Regions from separate parts of the Homo sapiens genome. Here region 2 is linked to region 1. A link is an interaction called in ENCODE POLR2A ChIA-PET data of the cell type or tissue named here. Cell type or tissue: MCF 10A. All regions are shown on one strand. Links, peaks and the distances in the headings refer to the core of each region. The heading gives the core; the rest is flanking DNA.

What was found. ChIA-PET counts read pairs that join two places held together with the same protein. Peaks named below come from ENCODE experiments on the same cell type or tissue, not always from the same donor. Only the 100,000 strongest peaks of a DNase experiment are listed, where the experiment ranks them.
Region 2: POLR2A ChIA-PET joins it to region 1 with 10 read pairs; 6 of 35 experiments call an interaction of 5 or more read pairs at or near these places.

Annotation. Positions count from the first base shown.
Region 1 is chr1:225,732,251-225,740,577 of GRCh38, forward strand. LOC107985352 (a long non-coding RNA gene) reads left to right here and starts at 5,759. Exons shown (of 2, transcript XR_001738499.2): 1 at 5,759-5,947. In MCF 10A, for the core only: a CTCF peak has its summit at 3,786 (motif pointing right); DNase peaks (open chromatin) are centred at 3,601, 4,641 and 5,111.
Region 2 is chr1:225,815,724-225,824,050 of GRCh38, forward strand. The region is part of intron 1 of EPHX1 (epoxide hydrolase 1); the gene reads left to right. Among named protein-coding and RNA genes, the nearest start is that of EPHX1, 9.8 kb to the left of the region's middle. RefSeq lists enhancers at 1,254-2,081, 2,082-2,908. In MCF 10A, for the core only: no CTCF peak of the experiment used is centred there; DNase peaks (open chromatin) are centred at 2,118 and 5,228.

The DNA of each region.
Region 1 (8,327 bases), core at 259-8,258:
CTCTCACTCTTCCTGTTCCTTTCTGTTACCCCTTGAAATTCCATTGGAAATTAATTATTTTGTGTATGATATTGTCTCTAGTTACATTACAAATATCCCTTCTGCTGAGCATTCTAGGGATAAAAAAATTACAAATATCCCTGGGAGGGATTAAGACTTTAAGGCATTATCATCAAGGTTAACTCCACTAAAATTTTTGTGCTGAAAATGAACTTAGAAGTTGTTACTCCTAGGCTGGGCGCAGTGGCTCACACCTGTAATCCCAGCACGTTGGGAGGCCGAGGTGGGTGGATCACTTGAGGTCAGGAGTTTGAGACCAGCCTGGCCAACATGGTGAAACCCTGTCTCTACTAAAAATACAAAAAAATTAGCCAAGCATGGTGGCTCACGCCTATAATCCCAGCTACTCGGGAGGCTGAGGCAGGAGAATTGCTTGAACCCAGGAGGCAGAGGTTGCAGTGAGCCGAGATTGCGCCATTGCACTCCAGCCTGGGCAACAGAGAGAGACTCCATCTCAAAAAAAAAAAAGAATAGAAGTTGTTACTCCTTTCTAAAGAAACGACTAACCTACAGGGACTACCTGCAGAAGGAGTGGGCATCGGGTATGTTAACAGGAGCACTGAGAGGAAACAGTTGCAGAGCAGGGCTGCGGGGGTGGGTGGTAAGGGCCAGTTCTGCATGAGGTACCACGGAGGGAGGTATGGGGTGGTGCAAGTGCCCAGATGCCTGGGGAGGGATGTGCAGATGGGGAGGGAATTAGATTGTGGGAGAGGGGAGGAGCAAGGACAAATTCTTCCTACTTCTCAATTCCGTCAAGTGTCTTCCCTGTGTAGAGTGATGATTCTTAATGAAGATCCTGACTTCCAAACACCTCTGGTAGATCTCCTTTTTTGCTAGAGTGCCAGAAAATTCTTAGGTAATTTTCCAATTTTAATTCACTTTCATCTTAAAAATAAATACATGCCTCATGGCATTTTTAAGAGGGGTGGGTGTTTGATGAAATAAAATGAGTGACAACAGGGTGTCACAACTCCAGAAAGGTTTCATATCGCTGGTTTAGAGATTCCCAGTGAGTAGGAGTTTGATGAACTGAAAAAATGAAATGGCTTCCAAATCACTCTGCCCTACTATGCTGATTTGAAACACATAACCTGCCTACACTGCTGAAAAGCTCCCAGCCCTGGGGTGAATGAACCCTGCAAAGCTACTACTTGGCACTCACCCAGCAGTTTGCAAAAGGCAGTGAAAGGAAATGTTCACAGTCAATTGATAGCAGCAGGACCCTTAGGGAGCTAGAGTGAGGGATGGGACCAGCCAAGGCCATTTGGACGGGCATCCAGGTCACCACGCAAAAGCCTTCCTGGGAACTCTCAGGACAATGACGGTTTGGAGCCCTGGCTTCACATTTCACTTTGAAAGAGGCCACCACCTAAATGGGTTGAGATGCTCCTTTCTGCCTCTCTCTAGTCAAAGGTTCATACTGCCCAGGAGAAGAGTGAAAAGGGAAAATCAGCCTTATTAGCATGTATTTATTTGGGGCCTTGGCTCTGAGGCAGCATTTCGTGGTGCCTTTTAGGACTGGAAGAGAGAGGCTAGAAGATTCCTGCTATATTTGAAAGCAATTCATGACTTAATTTCACATTTTTTAGTTCTGGATTATGTAGGGTGCTTATATATTCAATTATTACCTCGTATTAAGATTTCAAATTGTGATCTTCCTATTTCCCAAAGAAGAGAGCTTGAGGAGTTCATTAGGCCAGGATTCTTCTTCCTTTGAGAGACAACCAAGCAGATGGTGTTGCTAATGCGCAGACACCTGCACAGATGCCCTGCTGAGGCCCAAACAACATCTGTGGCTTTTCTTCATACCCAATAAATAACTTACCTTTCCCTCTCTGATTTTTCCTCTTTTAAAATTCTGTATAGTTACTAATGGAGGTGATAAGGATAATGCAGGGCAGGACTTTTAAAACACTTTTAAAGCAACAAAACCCTCTTTCAATTGAAATCTGTGCCTAACTTCAGCATGTAAAACCAAAAAGAAAGGCCAGGTGTAGTAGCCCATGCCTGTAATCCTAGCATTTTGGGAGGCGGAGGTGGGAGGATTTCTTAAGGCTAGGAGTTTAAGACCAACCTGGATAATATAGCAAGACTCTGTCTCTACAAAAAATACAAAAATTAGCTGGGTGTTGTGGTGCACACACCTGTAGTCCCAGCTACTCAGGAGGCTGAGCCAGGAGGATCTCTTGTTTTTTGAGATGGAGTCTCACTCTTTTGCCCAGACTGGAGTGCAATGACGCGATCTCGGCTCACTGCAACCTCCGCCTCCCAGGTTCAAGCAATTCTCCTGCCTCGCCTTTCGAGTAGCTGGGATTACAGACATGCACTACCACACCCAGCTAATTTTTCTATTTTTAGTAGAGACGGGGTTTCACTATGTTGGCCAGGCTGGTCTCGAACTCCTGACTTCAAGTGATCTGCCCACCTTGGCCTCCCAAAGTGCTGGGATTACAGGTGTAAGCCACTGCACCCGGCCATTAGGAGGATCTCTTTTTATTTTATTTTATTTTTTTTTGAGACAGAGTCTCGCTCTGTCGCCCAGGCTGGAGTGCAGTGGCGCAGTCTCGGCTCACTGCAAGCTCCATCTCCCAGGTTCATGCCATTCTCCTGCCTCAGCCTCCAGAGTAGCTGGGACTACAGGCACCTGCCACCACACCCAGCTAATTTTTTTGTATTTTAGTAGAGATGGGGTTTCACCGTGTTAGCCAGGATGGTCTCGATCTCCTGACCTCGTGATCCGCCCGCCTCAGCCTCCCAAAGTGCTTGGATTACAGGCATGAGCCACCACGCCTGGCCCTGGAGGATCTCTTAAGCCCAGGAGTTTGAGGCTGCAGTGAGCTATGATCATGCCACTGCACTTCAGCCTGAGCAACAGAGCAAGACCCCATCTAAAAAAAAAAAAAGTAGGGGGCTGGGTGCAGTGGCTCACACCTATAGTTCCAGCACTTTAGGAGGCCAAGGTGGGCAGTTCACTTGAGGCCAGGAGTTCAAGACCAGCCTTGCCAACATGGTAAAACCCCATCTCTACTAAAATTACAAAAATCAGCCGGGCATTGTGGCACACACCTGTAATCCTAGCCACTCCGGAAGCTGAGGCAAAAGAATCGCTTGAACCTGGAAGGTGAAGGTTGCAGAAGCCAAGATTGCACCACTGCACTCCAGCATGGTTGACAGAGCAAGACTGTCTGAGAAAAAAAAAGAAAGAAAGAAAAGAAAAGAAAAAAAGTAGTGGTTCTTTGGTTAAGCTGGGATGGGGACCTGGAGTCTTGACCTCCTCGCTTCTGGCCCCTGGGAAGCAAATCTCACATAAATTCCAGAATGCTGCCATCATCCCAATCAGAATTTCTCAATCTCCAAGGGAAATTTTATCATCTGGCACTTCAATGGCTGTTTTAAAATGTTACAAAAGATTTGGCAAGGTCCCAATGGGAGGGGCAGGCACCTACATCTGGGCTTGGAAGCCAACGATGTGATATGAGGGAGTCTAAGTGGCCACTGCCAGCTCCGCTCTGGGGACTGCCAGCCTCCAATCCTGCTTGCTGTCTACATCACATAATGTGCCTGGTTGAGAAAAGGCCTTAGGAAGAGCCAGAGAGTGCCAGAGAATGGAAAGAGTATGACACATGCCTCGCTGAGGTCGGACAGCGCGTCAGCCTTACTTTCCCAGCTGACTAAGGACGCCTCCCACCAAGCTGCTTGCCTGCTGAAGCCTGTCTTGAAAACTGACAGTAGATGGCTGTGACTACCCAGAGTTTTTTCCCCAGCAGTTAATGAACACACAGCAGACGCATGCATGCAATACCTTGGAATCATCCCAGAGGCTCCAGGTCAGGTCTCCTTGTCTGAACGCCCCTACCTAGCTGGGCCACACAAGCAGTTTCCATGCTGAGTCCACTAAGTAATCCAAAACAATTGTTCCTTGGGATTTTTCTGAAAAAGAGATAGAAAGTGCTCTGCCTCGGTGAGCAGAGGGAGCTGCTTCAGTATTGGAAACAAAGATAACTGAAATGCAGTCTTTAGAATCTGATAAACCCTCTTCCCAGGACAAGAAAGGCATGAAGTCAGGCCTGAGCTTTGGGGCTCATTTCAGGTACATGCTGGCTTTAGCAACAGAGGAAAAGCCATTATCCCTGTCTTCTTAATTTCCCTCAGCAATCAGCCCTAGCAGGTTCACCATGTTCTCTGTGCAGTTTGAGACAAACTCACTAAACGTCCTGTTCTCTGAAAAATGATCCATCCAAGAGGGCACAGGCCAAGAGTGTTTCTCCTTTTGGTATCAGGGACAGGTTGTAATGCTGCCGTGATCAAAGGCATGAGTTCCTCAGGTGAGGGGGCAGCCCGGCTACAGCCCTGGTGGGGAGGGCTGCACTTAGCGTAGGAGCTGGCTATTTCACTGCCCCCACCCCATCTTCATTGCTTCTAGGCATCCAGAGCTCTATGGTGTAACGTATATCCTGGAATAGTTCCAACATCTCTGTTCCAGGACTTGCTGGACACAGAACCACTTGTGATACGGTTAGAAAAGTCACTTTTCATCTCCTGTCCTAAGCTGCTAAGAAAAACGAATCATGTAGCCTAGATTTACATGTTTGCCTTTTTCTGGTGATCATGAGTGACTGATCTGAGCAATAAGTATATGACTGAGAGGCCCTCGCCAGGCATTTGTGGAGCGGATTGCCGAAGCTTGGTTAGTTAAGCAATATGCCAGAAATTTGGAGATCATGAACTCTGACTTTTGCCACCTTGCCACATGCTCTTCAGCCAGTTATTTCTCCTATGTTCTGCCTTTATAAAATGGGGATAAGCTATCTCTGAGGTTGTTTTAAGAAGAGACACTAATGAAAATGATTGTCAAGTGCCTCTCTAAAGAGAAAGTACAGTAGGCATAAGTGCTTTATGTGATGAAATTCCATCTTTCTTCCTCCCTTTGCAACCTGAACCATGGAATCAATAATGTTTTTCCAAGTGCAGTGTCCCCAGGACAAAATATGAATCAGTTTCCTGAGCTCGGCAGCCCTCGGATGGGGAGTAGCCCCTGCCCTCTGGGGCCTGGTGTCCAGGGTGTGGCTGGCTTTACTGCTGTAAGTGCCCATCTTATCCTGGGATTCCAGCCAAGATGCCAGTGTTGCAAATTTCTCTGATTTCAGAGGAAGATTTGTTTAGGGGTTGAGTCTTCACAGTGGCTTTTGCCATCTATCTCCATTTTATTTTCTCTTTTATCGAGTACCTATTGTACCCCAGGCACTGTGCTAAATGCATTCACCTACATTATCTTGTTTAATCCTCTGAGCAGCTCGGCGAGGGGGGTGTCATTACCATTCTTATTTTACCTCACGAAATAGGCACTTGGAGGGAGTGAAACGAGTTAGCAAGGTAACACAGAAAACAACGGGCAAGGCCAGGATTCCAACCCAAGCTCATCATTACTCTCCCATGCTTCCTTTCCCACAGTTGCCCTACATTCAGACACTTCCCATTTAAGAGAAAATCAAACTGCAGTTTGAGAAAGCACTAACTAGAGAGTTCAAGGGAGTGGGGTCTTCTGCCCACACCTATGGGGAATATGCTGTAGGCATGGCTATTGGGTACTACCTGCCTTGGAGGATGAGGGTGAAGGGAATGGGGTCCTTCCTCCTTCACCTGGTCCTGTAGACCAGTGCCCAGGCCTGTGTGTTCTCAGAGCATTTCCTGCCCATCTGAAATGCAGAGCATCCAGGCTGTCACTGCTACAGCAGGGCCCCTAATGCACTGCCTTACATCAACATGATTGTCAACTCATTTCAGCTCAATCATCCGGCCTTGTGAGAGACGCCCACATGCTGAAGAGCCTTTCTGCAGTTCTGCATTGAACTCTTCATGTGGCCCCATCTAGTAATGAGTGCGAGTGGTAAGTGCAAGAAACAGAGCAAGGGAGAGGACCCTTCTCTTGTAGTTCTTTTTTTCTTTTTCTTTTTCTTTTTTTTTTTTTTTTTTGAGACAGCATCTCTCTCTCTCACCCAGGCTGGAGTGCAGTGGTGCAATCTCGGCTCACTGCAACCTCTGCCTCCTGAATTCAAGCGATTCTCCTGCCTCAGCCTCCCGAGTAGCTGTGACTACAGTCATGCGCCACCACGCCTGGCTAATTTTTGTATATTTAGTAGAGATGGGGTTTCAGCATGTTGGCCAAGCTGGTCTCGAACTCCTGACCTCAAGCGATCCGCCCGCCTTGGCCTCCCAAAGTGCTGGGATTACAGGCGTGAGCCACTGCGCCCAGCCATTGTAGTTCTTTATATAGAGAAAAAAGTACTGATGACTAGTCCTTGTATCAGTGAAAACTGAGATGTAGAGCAAAGCGGAGCTGCCTATAGACAGATCAACTGATTTTTTACCAAAATAAGGGAGGGTCCTTCCTGACAGGTTTGCTTGGGGACTGGGGGAGAGACTGCAGCTTATTGCATAATATCTGTTTCCCTCTTAATTATAAAACTCCAAGTTTATATGGAGCAAAGTACCCAGCTAAAATCTACATTTCCAAGTGTTCCTGGCCACTTAGATATAAGGGAATATTATACATAAAAATTTCAAGAAGTCTGCTGAGAGGGAGCTGACTCAGAGGGCCAACCTTTTGTTGCTTCGCTTGTCCTTCTCCCTTTGTCCTGCTGCCTGGAATGCAGACATGATGGCTGGCATGCCACTGCCCTCTTAAACCATGAGGTAGCCTTGTGGATGGAAGTCAGTGCTAAGGATGGTGCTGCAGAAAGCCAGAAGCAGCTTGGGTTCCTGCTAACTTCGTGGAGCCACTATTCCTGCCCAGAACTGTAGTCCCCTGGAATTCTTTTACATAAGAGGATAAACCTTGTTTTCTGTTGTATAAAGTCTAACTTAATCCTAATTGACAGATTCTGTTTGATAGAGGCACCTGGAATTTCTAGCTAGTCAAGGTCACCTGAGCCCTGTCTGCTCTATCTACCTCCTAAAGGCACATACCTAAGTCTTCCTGATAGTCTTTGCACAAGTTATATGATCACCTGTAGAAGGGTAGGTGTGGAGACTTTTTAGGGAATACTAAATGAATTCCTGAATTCTATTTTTTGTGGAACATGTATATTGAGCACCTACCACACACGAAGTACCATGCTAGATACACTCGGGTCTACTCTCAGGACACTTAAATAGAGCATTTTAATAGACCGACATGGCAATTTAAATAGAGTGAGATGGCTGGGTGCAGTGGCTCACACCTGTAATCCCAACACTTTGGAAGGCCGAGGCAGGCAGATTGCTTGAGGCCAGGAGTTTGAGACCAACCCGGGCAACATAGTGAGATCCCGTCTCTACAAGAAATTTTTTTTTAAAAAGTTAGCCAAGCTCAGTGGCATGTGCCTAGAGTCCCAGCCACTTGGGAGGCTGAGGCAAGAGGATCACTGGAGCCCAGAAGTTCAAGGCTGCAGTGAACTATGATCACACCACTGCACTCAAGCTTGGGCAACTGAGTGAGACCCTATCCTTAAAACAAACAACAAAGTGAGATGTGCACTGTAAGGGAGTACTCTAACAGAGGAGTTCCCTAACCTAGTCTTGTAGAAGGCTTGCAAGAAAAAACTAGAGCCTGTAGGGCAAGTAGGAGCCAGTCAGATGTAAAGTAACCAAATGAAGAGCTTTCTGTGGATGACACACAATCCTTTTTAATGGGCTACAGTTGTCTTTCAAAACAGGCTATGACCCAGCAGCTGATTCTTGCTAAGCTTGCAATGTTCTTGCAATGATCAATACTGGTAGCCACTCCATTACCGTACCCACGGTTTAGAAGGTAGTTTGTATTTTTCCTTCTTTTTCTTTTACCACAAACTTTACTCCCTCCTAGGGTCTAGAGTAAGGAAAAAAAATGTGTGTAGATCAGGAAGTCTGATTATGTACCAAGAGTAGATTTGGGGAAAATTCAGACTGGTTGTATCCAGATGGGTTTGCAGTCAGTATGTGGTCCTAGGCCTTGGTCTTGGCAGAGAGGCAGTGCAGGGCAAGGGAGCTTCCCCAGTGATCAGTGGTCTCTAGGGAACCCGTTTGACTTTGTCATTCTCAGACCTGATCAGATCCAGGCAGCTCTAGGTCTGCTGCTTCTGCCCTGAACCCAGGTTCTAAGTTTTTGTTTACATTCAAGATGAGACTGGCTGGGCACGGTGGCTCACGCCTGTAATCCCAGCACTTTGGGAGGCTGAGGCGAGTGGATCACAAGGTCAGGAGATCAAGACCAGCCTGGTTAACATGGTGAAACCCCATATCTACTAAAA
Region 2 (8,327 bases), core at 306-8,305, 84 kb after region 1:
CTGCCCTACAGGAAGCACCCCTAGTCCTCTTGCTGCTCTGCTAGATGAGACGGCAGGCTCAGGTTCCTCCATGAGGCCCGGCTTTCAGTGCTCTCCTGTTACACACTGCAAGGAAGCTTCCAGATCGTGGAGCACATTGTTGAGGAAAAGACACCTTGGGGAGAAGGGGGAGGTGCAGAGTGTGGTTAATGGTGGGAAGGAACTCCGGTAAGTGTGTTATATGATCTGCTCCTATTATCCCCTGGAATAGGAGCCTCTCTCCACTCAAGTAGAGAATGCCAAGGACTGGCCCGGCATGGTGGCTCATGCCTGTAATCCCGGCACTTTGGGAGGCCAAAGCAGGCGGATCGCTTAACAGGAGTTTGAGACCAGCCTGGCCAACATGGCGAAACCCCTTTCCTACTAAAAATACAAAAATCAGCCGGGCATGGTGGTGGCAGGTGCCTGTAATCCCAGCTACTCAGGAGGCTGAGGCATGAGAATTGCTTGAATCTGGGAGGTCGAGGCTGCAGTGAGCTGAGATTGCACCATTGCACTCCAGCCTGGGCAATAAAGCAAGGCTCTGTCTTTAAAATTAAAAGAAAAAACAAGTTATTCTAACTTTTTTTAATTTTAAAAGATTAAAAAAAGAGAATGTCAAGGACTGAAATTGCATAGAGGGCAATGCTTTTTCTTTATAGGTGGTGAACTGGGTTCTGCTTGAGTTTTTTCTCTGGTAATTTAGAACCAATGGAAGCAACTCAACAGCTCTAATTTTAATTGGCAGAATGTGAGATGGAATGGGACCTCAAATGAAACTCCAGGCCAAGAGCTCATGAGCCCTGCAGCATGTGGGGCATCTCTCGGTCTTCTTGAGTTCTGTAACTTAAAGTTTGTGTGGCCTTTAAAGAGTGTGGAAGTAGCCGTCCCCTCTCCGAAGGTGCACAGGATTTGGCCAGCCCACCCGCGTGGCCTTCCCCTTCCCCTCTCCAGACCCTCCACAGCAGATGGGGCCACGGAGGCCTGGAGAAGTGGAGTCACTGACCTGAGGCTACATGGCTGGCAGGCAGCAGGGCCAGGCAGCAAAGCAGGCAGTGAGGGCCTAACTGCCCGCGGGCTGGCTCGGGGCTCCCTCAACCACATTGGCATCCCAGTGCCAATCCCAAATTGTTTTCTTTCTATCTCTCCAGACATGTAGATAGCATGGAGGTGGAGGGAATTCCCTCCCACACAGAGGGCGATATGCCCCAGAACAGCACTCCTGCCCCCAAGAAGGCTGTCTCCTGACACTTTTTACTGCTCTTTTACTCTCCCCCAGCTTTTTTTTTCCTGCTTGTAAACTGCATTTTTCCTTTCCCTTGGTTTCTGGCTCTAAGCTGTTTTCCCAGGGCTTGGCTCCGGCGCTTGCACAGAGATAAACACGGCCATTGGCCTGGTGCACAATCCCAGCTTGCCTGCATCCGGCCTCTTCCATCCTGAGTCTCCAGGGGTCCCTGGGGTTCAGGGACAATGGCTGAGGGAGAAGCTGGGAGTTCCCCCCAGGGTTTGCCTCCGTCACTCTTGGGCCAGCCAAGGGAGTGGGGCTGGGAGCTTCAGGATGGCTTTTGGGAAGCCCCTGGGAGCCCCAAGGCTTGGGTAGCTGCTGACAGGGAGTTCACAGCAGGAACGCTCCCAGGCTCCCATCCTGCGTCCGCTTGGCAGGCAGGCCAGGAATGGGAGGGAAGCCATCCGTTTTTCCCTTTCCACTGGATGTTCCCTTCGCCTTCCCCAGGGAGGAGTGATGAGGCTGGGGTGCTGGGGAGGGCAGTATGGGGGCAGGCTTGGGACCAGGCCTGCAGAAGCAGCAGACCCTCCAAGCCCACCTACCTCTCTGGCCTGGCATCTGAGGGGCAGGTCATGCCATAGTTTTTCCCTTACCCTCTCTGCCCCCACACTTTCCTCCCCAAAGTGGCAGACTTCCCCCAGGAGAAGCACTGGCTTTTCACGCTGCTGTGAGTCTCAGTCACTATTAGAGAAACACAGTCAGAGCCAGGCCTGCCCAACTGTCGCAGGGCTGGGTCCACCTCATGGCCTTTGTTCTGGAAAAATACTTGGGCATTCTGCCCTGCAATGCACTTAGCCAAGGCCGGGCACATGGCAAGTGCTGAGTCATGGCCGGCTAGCACTTTACTGCGATTTTAGGAGCACTTTCTTGTGGTGAGGTTCTGACTGCTTGCTTGGGTTGGGGGAGGGGAGTCTTTGGGCAGGCGGTAGACCTGCCCTTTACTTTGTGTGGCCGGATCTGAGTCTGACCCCATCTTTTTAGACCCAAAACCCTGATATTTGTAGTGCGCCTAGGATACTGGTTCTCCAGTCTTCTTTGGGGTCAGGGGGCGTTATAGTGCCTCATGCCACCTACTCAGCCCTCTTCCTGCATCTTATGGTCTGTCTCTACCAACTAGGCTAAGTAGGTTATATTTATTATTCCTCAAGGGGAATTCAGCTCTTCTTGTTCAAAAGTTCTGATTAATTTTCTATGCTCTCATTCAAAGAATTTTTAAATTCATTCATTCATTCAACAAATAATTAAGCTTCTACTAGAATGCCAGGCACTGAGAGTCCAGATGGGAGCCAAAGCAGACATGGTCAGTGGCCTACAGGAGCTTCCGTCCAGCTGTCAGTCACATAATCACCCTGACAAATGTGAGCTCGACGAAGGCTAGGACTGAGAGATCTGCCTTGCTGGGATAGGTCAGGAGAGGCTACCCAGAGGAGGGACAGTCAGTCTGAAATCTGAAAGGTGGATAGAAGTTAGGGAGGTGGGAAGGGGAGGGAATAGCTTTTCGACAGAGGGATTCGCCTTCATAAAGCCCCACAGTAAGACAGCATGGTGAGCACAAAACTGAAAGATCGGGGGGCAGCGTGAGATCCCAGCCCTAAAACTCTCACTTAGCTTTCAAGTAAACTGTTTCTCCATAATATTGATACCAGTAGCACTCTGAGGGGCTAGGGGAGTGGTGAGATCACACAGGCCTTGAAGGCCACACTAACCCAAGGACAATGGGAAGCTCTTTAAGGGTTTCGCAGGGGATGGGATATACATGATCAGATTTGCATTTCCAAAAGATCACTCTGGCCTGGCTCATGCCTGTAATCCAGCTATTTGGGAGGCTAAAGCAGGAGGATCACTTGAGCCCAGGAGTTTGAGACCAGCCTGGGCAATATAGTGAGAACCTGTCTCCATTAAAAAAAAAAAAAAAAAAAAGGTTTGTATGGTGGCTCACGCCTGTAATCCCAGCACTTTGGGAGGCGGAGGCGGGCGGATCACGAGGTCAGGAGATTGAGACCATCCTGGCCAATATGGTGAAACCCCATCTCTGCTAAAAATACAAAAAATTAGCCGGGCGTAGTGGCGGGCGCCTGTAGTCCCAGCTACTTGGGAGGCTGAGGCAGGAGAATGGCGTGAACCCGGGAGGCGGAGCTTGCAGTGAGCCGAGATTGCGCCACTGCACTCCAGCCTGGGCGACAGAGCGAGACTCCGTCTCAAAAAAAAAAAAAAAAAAAAATACAAAAATTATCTGGGCATGGTGGCATGCGCCTGTAGTCCCCGCTACTCAGGAGACTGAGGCAGGAGACTTGCTTGAACCAGGGCGGAGGTTGCAGTGAGCCGAGATCGTGCCACTGCACTCCAGCCTGGGGACAGAGAGAGACTCCATCTAAAAAAAAAAAAAATGTTTTAAAAAGATTGCTGTGGCTTCAGAGTGGCCATTGTGTTGGAAGGGGTAGAGCAGATGTGAGTGGACCGGGCAGGGTAGTAGTCCAGGGGAGAGCCACAGGAACCTGGGCTGGGTTGGAGATGGATTTGAGATGTACTTTGGAAGTTCAGCTGCCAGAACTTACTGATATCTGTGGCGGAGTGAAGGAGAGGGGTTTCAAGGACGTTGCCTGGGTTTTTGGCTTGGCAGTAGCAGGGCGGGTAATGTCAGTTACTGAGGGAGGGAACACCAAGAGAAGACAAAGTTTAGGGGGACAGGATCACAGTGCGATTTCAGATGCACTGGAGAAAATTTTGACACAAGGTACTGTCTGGGCCCCAGGTGGCTCTGCTCTAATACATTTATAACTCTTTGTCCGCACTTAATCACTCTGTCATACTTAGCTGCCAGGGGGCCAAGAAATGTCAAGTGTTTGGCTGGTCTTCTCCAACTAAAATTAAAAATCCTTTGCTAAGGAAGAAGGAGAGAACATTGCTAGCAGTCTGCCTCAACATCCCAATCTGATGGCGTATTTGCCGCAGCCACCAGCTCATCAAGGACAGCTGCGGTGAACCTTTGAGTTCTGAGTAATCTCCTGTCTGGGCCACCTTTCTTCACTCAACCACAAAATCCTCACATTCCCAAGTATATTTTCTTTCTTTCTTTTTTTTGTTTTTTTGAGACAGAGTCTTGCTGTGTTCCCCAGGCTGGAGTGCAGTGGTGTGATCTTGGCTCACTGCAACCTCCGCCTCCTGGGTTCAAGCAATTCTCCCTGCCTCAGCCTCCTGAGTAGCTGGGATTACAGGCATGCCCGGCTAATTTTTGTATTTTTAGTAGAGACGGAGTTTCACCATGTTGGCCAGGCTGGTCTTGAACTCCTGACCTCAGGTGATCTGCCCACCTTGGCCTCCAAAGTGCTGGGATTACAAGCATGAGCCACCACGCCTGTCCCCAAGTATATTTTCTTAGCTCACTCTTTTCAGCATGTAATTTACAGAAGGGTAATCTGAATTGTAAACACGATTTCTAAGTTAAAACTCCTGGGTCAGCTCGTGATGAAGTAGCAATTTATAAAAGAGATAGTATAGTAATAAATGAGACAACTACACTCGGAAATGTGGAATCATCAACTCTTATGCGAAAATAGCCTATGAGACTCTTGTGTTTTTTCATTCATGCCATGCGCTTCCTCACTTCCATCCCATTCCATTCCACATGCTCTTCTTTCTGCCTGGATTATTCCCATTCCACCATTATTTTTCTCCTGGTAAACTCCTATTCATACTTAAAAACCCTGCTCAATGACCCCTTCTCTGTGAAAACTTTGTGGCAAAACCTAACCACTTCTGCTTGTGCACACTTCTCTTCCATCTGTGTGCATATAGTATGTGTCTATAACTGGAAGGGTGTTTATCTGTTATCCGTTTGTCTGCCCTGCTAAAGTGTGAGCTCCTACAGTTACAGGGTTGTGTGTTAGTCCTGGTGCCTGCACAGTACCCAGCCAGTAGTTACACTCAGTGTTGCTGAACCAACCTCTGGTCCAAAAACATGTTTATACTTGCTTTTCCAAGGCGCCAATCCAAATCTCTTATTTACTTTAAAAAACAAATAACTTCTTGGCACTTTAAAAACCACATTCAAATAACAGAAAAAGAGTTCATTTGAACTTTAAGTATCAATCTTAAAATGAATTGTATGTTTTAAAACTTGACTTAGTGACATCACTTAAGAGAATTTTTAAAAAGCAAACTTTTATTTTTACCCCAGTGTAACAAATATTAAGTTCCATTAAATTATTAAACTGATCTACCTTTTCTTTTTTTTTTGAGATGGAGTCTTGCTCTGTTGCCCAGGCTGGAGTCTAGTGGGGCAATCTCGGCTCACTGCAACCTCCGCCTACCCAGGTTCAAGCGATTCTTCTGCCTCAGCCTCCCGAGTAGCTGGGACTACAAGTGCACACTACCACACCCAGCTAATTTTTGTGTTTTTAGTAGAGACGGGGTTTCACCATGTTGGCCAGGCTGGTCACGAACTCCTGACCTAAAGTGATCTGCTCGCCTTGGCCTCCCAAAGTGCTGGGATTACAGGTGTGAGCCACCATACCCAGCCTGTTTTTCATTTTTTGGTTCTTTTTTTTTTTTTTTTTTTTTTTTGAGACAGGTTCTTCCTCTCAGGCTGGAGTGCAGTGATCATAGCTCACTGCAGCCTCAACCACCTGGGCTCAAGCAATCTTCCCACTTCAGCCTCCCGAGTAGCTGGGACCTCAGGCATGCACCACCATGCCTGGCTAATTTTTTTTTATTATTTGTGGAGATGGGGTTTTGCCATGTTGCCCAGGCTGGTCTCAAACTCCTGGGCTCAAGTAATCTACCTGCGTTGGCCTCCCAAAGTGCTGGGATTACAGGTGATTTACCTTTTAACTGTGCCAAAGAACAAAGCACCTACTTTATTTGCTCTCCTGTATTTAAAATGGTCCTTTATACCTCAGATCCAGAAAGATAAACACAAGTAAACTAACAAGTACTCTACTTGTATCATTTGTTGTTTTCTAACAGTTTACATTTAGTCCATCTTTGAAGGGTAAAGACCATTGATTGCTCATCTAACTTCTTCACCTTGAACTTAGTGAGATTTTCTTCCACCTTTCACAAATGCATGCCCAAAATTTGACTTCAGTGTAGAATTGGAATTAAAATGTATGCAATCCCATTTCTTACAGTAGGAGCCAAATGTTCATCAAGTTCCCCTCTGAGCTCAGTATCTTGTAGCTAAATGACCACTATCTTCCAGTCACGTTTTTAAAAAAAATCATGCTGGTTTGCAACAAAAATTGTATTTTCTTTACTAGGCAAGTGAACCATTTTGTTGGGAAGAGTACCTTGGCTTCGAGAAAAAAATGATTTCATTCTGAAAGGCTTCCCCTCCAACCCCCTCCTGCACAAACTCTCAGCCCAGTAACTTGTCAGTATTCTGGAAAAGTGCATTACAAAACAAAAACTCGAATCAGATAAAATATATCTCTGGAACTTTTGAGGCAGATCAATGAAGCTCTGATTTCAGGTGCTAGCAAAATAAAGCAGGCACTCTCATTTTGTATTGTTTTACTTCTCAGTTTTTCATGGTGTCTCCTAAACTTTGATGTTTTGAAGAAGTTCTAATGTTTGCTACATCAGCAGGAGCTGACCACAGGGAAGAGATAAATATAGCTCTCCTTGGAAAGGTGAAGGCTTAGCCACCAGAATTCTGCCCCTTGATGCTGAGAATGCACCTTCTCCGAACAGATGGAAAAGAGGGGTGGAGATTACCCCAGGGACATATCTTGCAAAATGCTGATACCCGAAGATGTACATAGCCTTGTGCTTTGGTCATCCTCCCAAATCATGTCCTTGGTGAAGGCACATGGAGAGGAGAGCAGATGCTGCCAGACCACGGTGCCTGACGCCATGCACTCCCTCACGTCCAGCCTGTTTATGTGCACACGGCTGCAGCGGGACCTTGGGGTGTGGGCTAAATAACAAGAACAGGGGCTCCTCTGGGGTCTGTTACAAGGCAGAGATGCTCCACGGTAATTAGGGATTTAGGGGAAGAGGAAGGAACACACATGTTGATAATAAGTAGTTCAACATTATTATCCCCATTTTACAGATGCAGCTACTGAGCTTAGAGAGGTTTCATAACTTGCCCAGAGCCCCTCAACTAGTAAACAGTGGAGCCGAGATTTGAACGACCCAAAGAGGAAAGCAAACAAGCAGCCCCTTTATTACTTTTTTTTTTTTTTAAGATGAGGGTCTTGCTATGTTGCCCAGGCTGATATTGAATTCCTGGCCACAAGTGATTCACCACCTTGGCCCCACGAAGTACTGGGATTACAGTCATGAGCTACCACACTGGGCCAAAGCCCTCGTATTGTAACCTCCAAGATGTTTTCATTTCTAAAGTCAAAGGTTGTCAGAGTTGCTGTTTTGCAGGGAGCCATGGGATGGGGAGTCTCCGGGAAACCCAGGCTGGCTCCTTAAATGGCATCACCCAAGTTGGCCATCAAGCTTCCCCAGACTCAGTCACTCGGCCCCCTCTTTCCCTGGCTGTAGAGCAGGGGTTTGGACTCGAGGCTGCTGAGTTCCTCTCCAGCTTCCATGCCCAGTGGCAGTGACTTATCAACTGGCCCACCCGGTGGATGTAGGGGTGATGCAGCCCTGCTCTGTCCTCTTGAGTGCTGGGTGGCCATGAGAGAGGGAGGCCATGAGAGGGAGGGGAGGGTTCTCATCTGCTTAGTGCCACCCCCTCCCCAGCCCACCCCAGGTCCTCTGCCGCCTTGGGTTCCTGCGTGAGCAGTCCTTCTCACTCTGGGCGATGTTCGCTTTCACCAGCCCAACCCCAAGAAGTCCACCCTGGGGAGGACAGAGGGAGTCTCCACGGCTCCACACCCCCATGCTTTGTCGGAGATCTGGCCAGGCAGAGTGGTGCCCTCTTGACTGAGCCTCGAGCCTTTGCTTTCCCCTTACTCCACATAAAGCCGCAGCCCTGGCGAGGGAGCCCAGAGGCCTGAGGACAGCCTGCTGGGTGCCTGGCACTCTCTAGATCCTCCCTGCCTGGGCGGTGGGCATCTGCAATTCT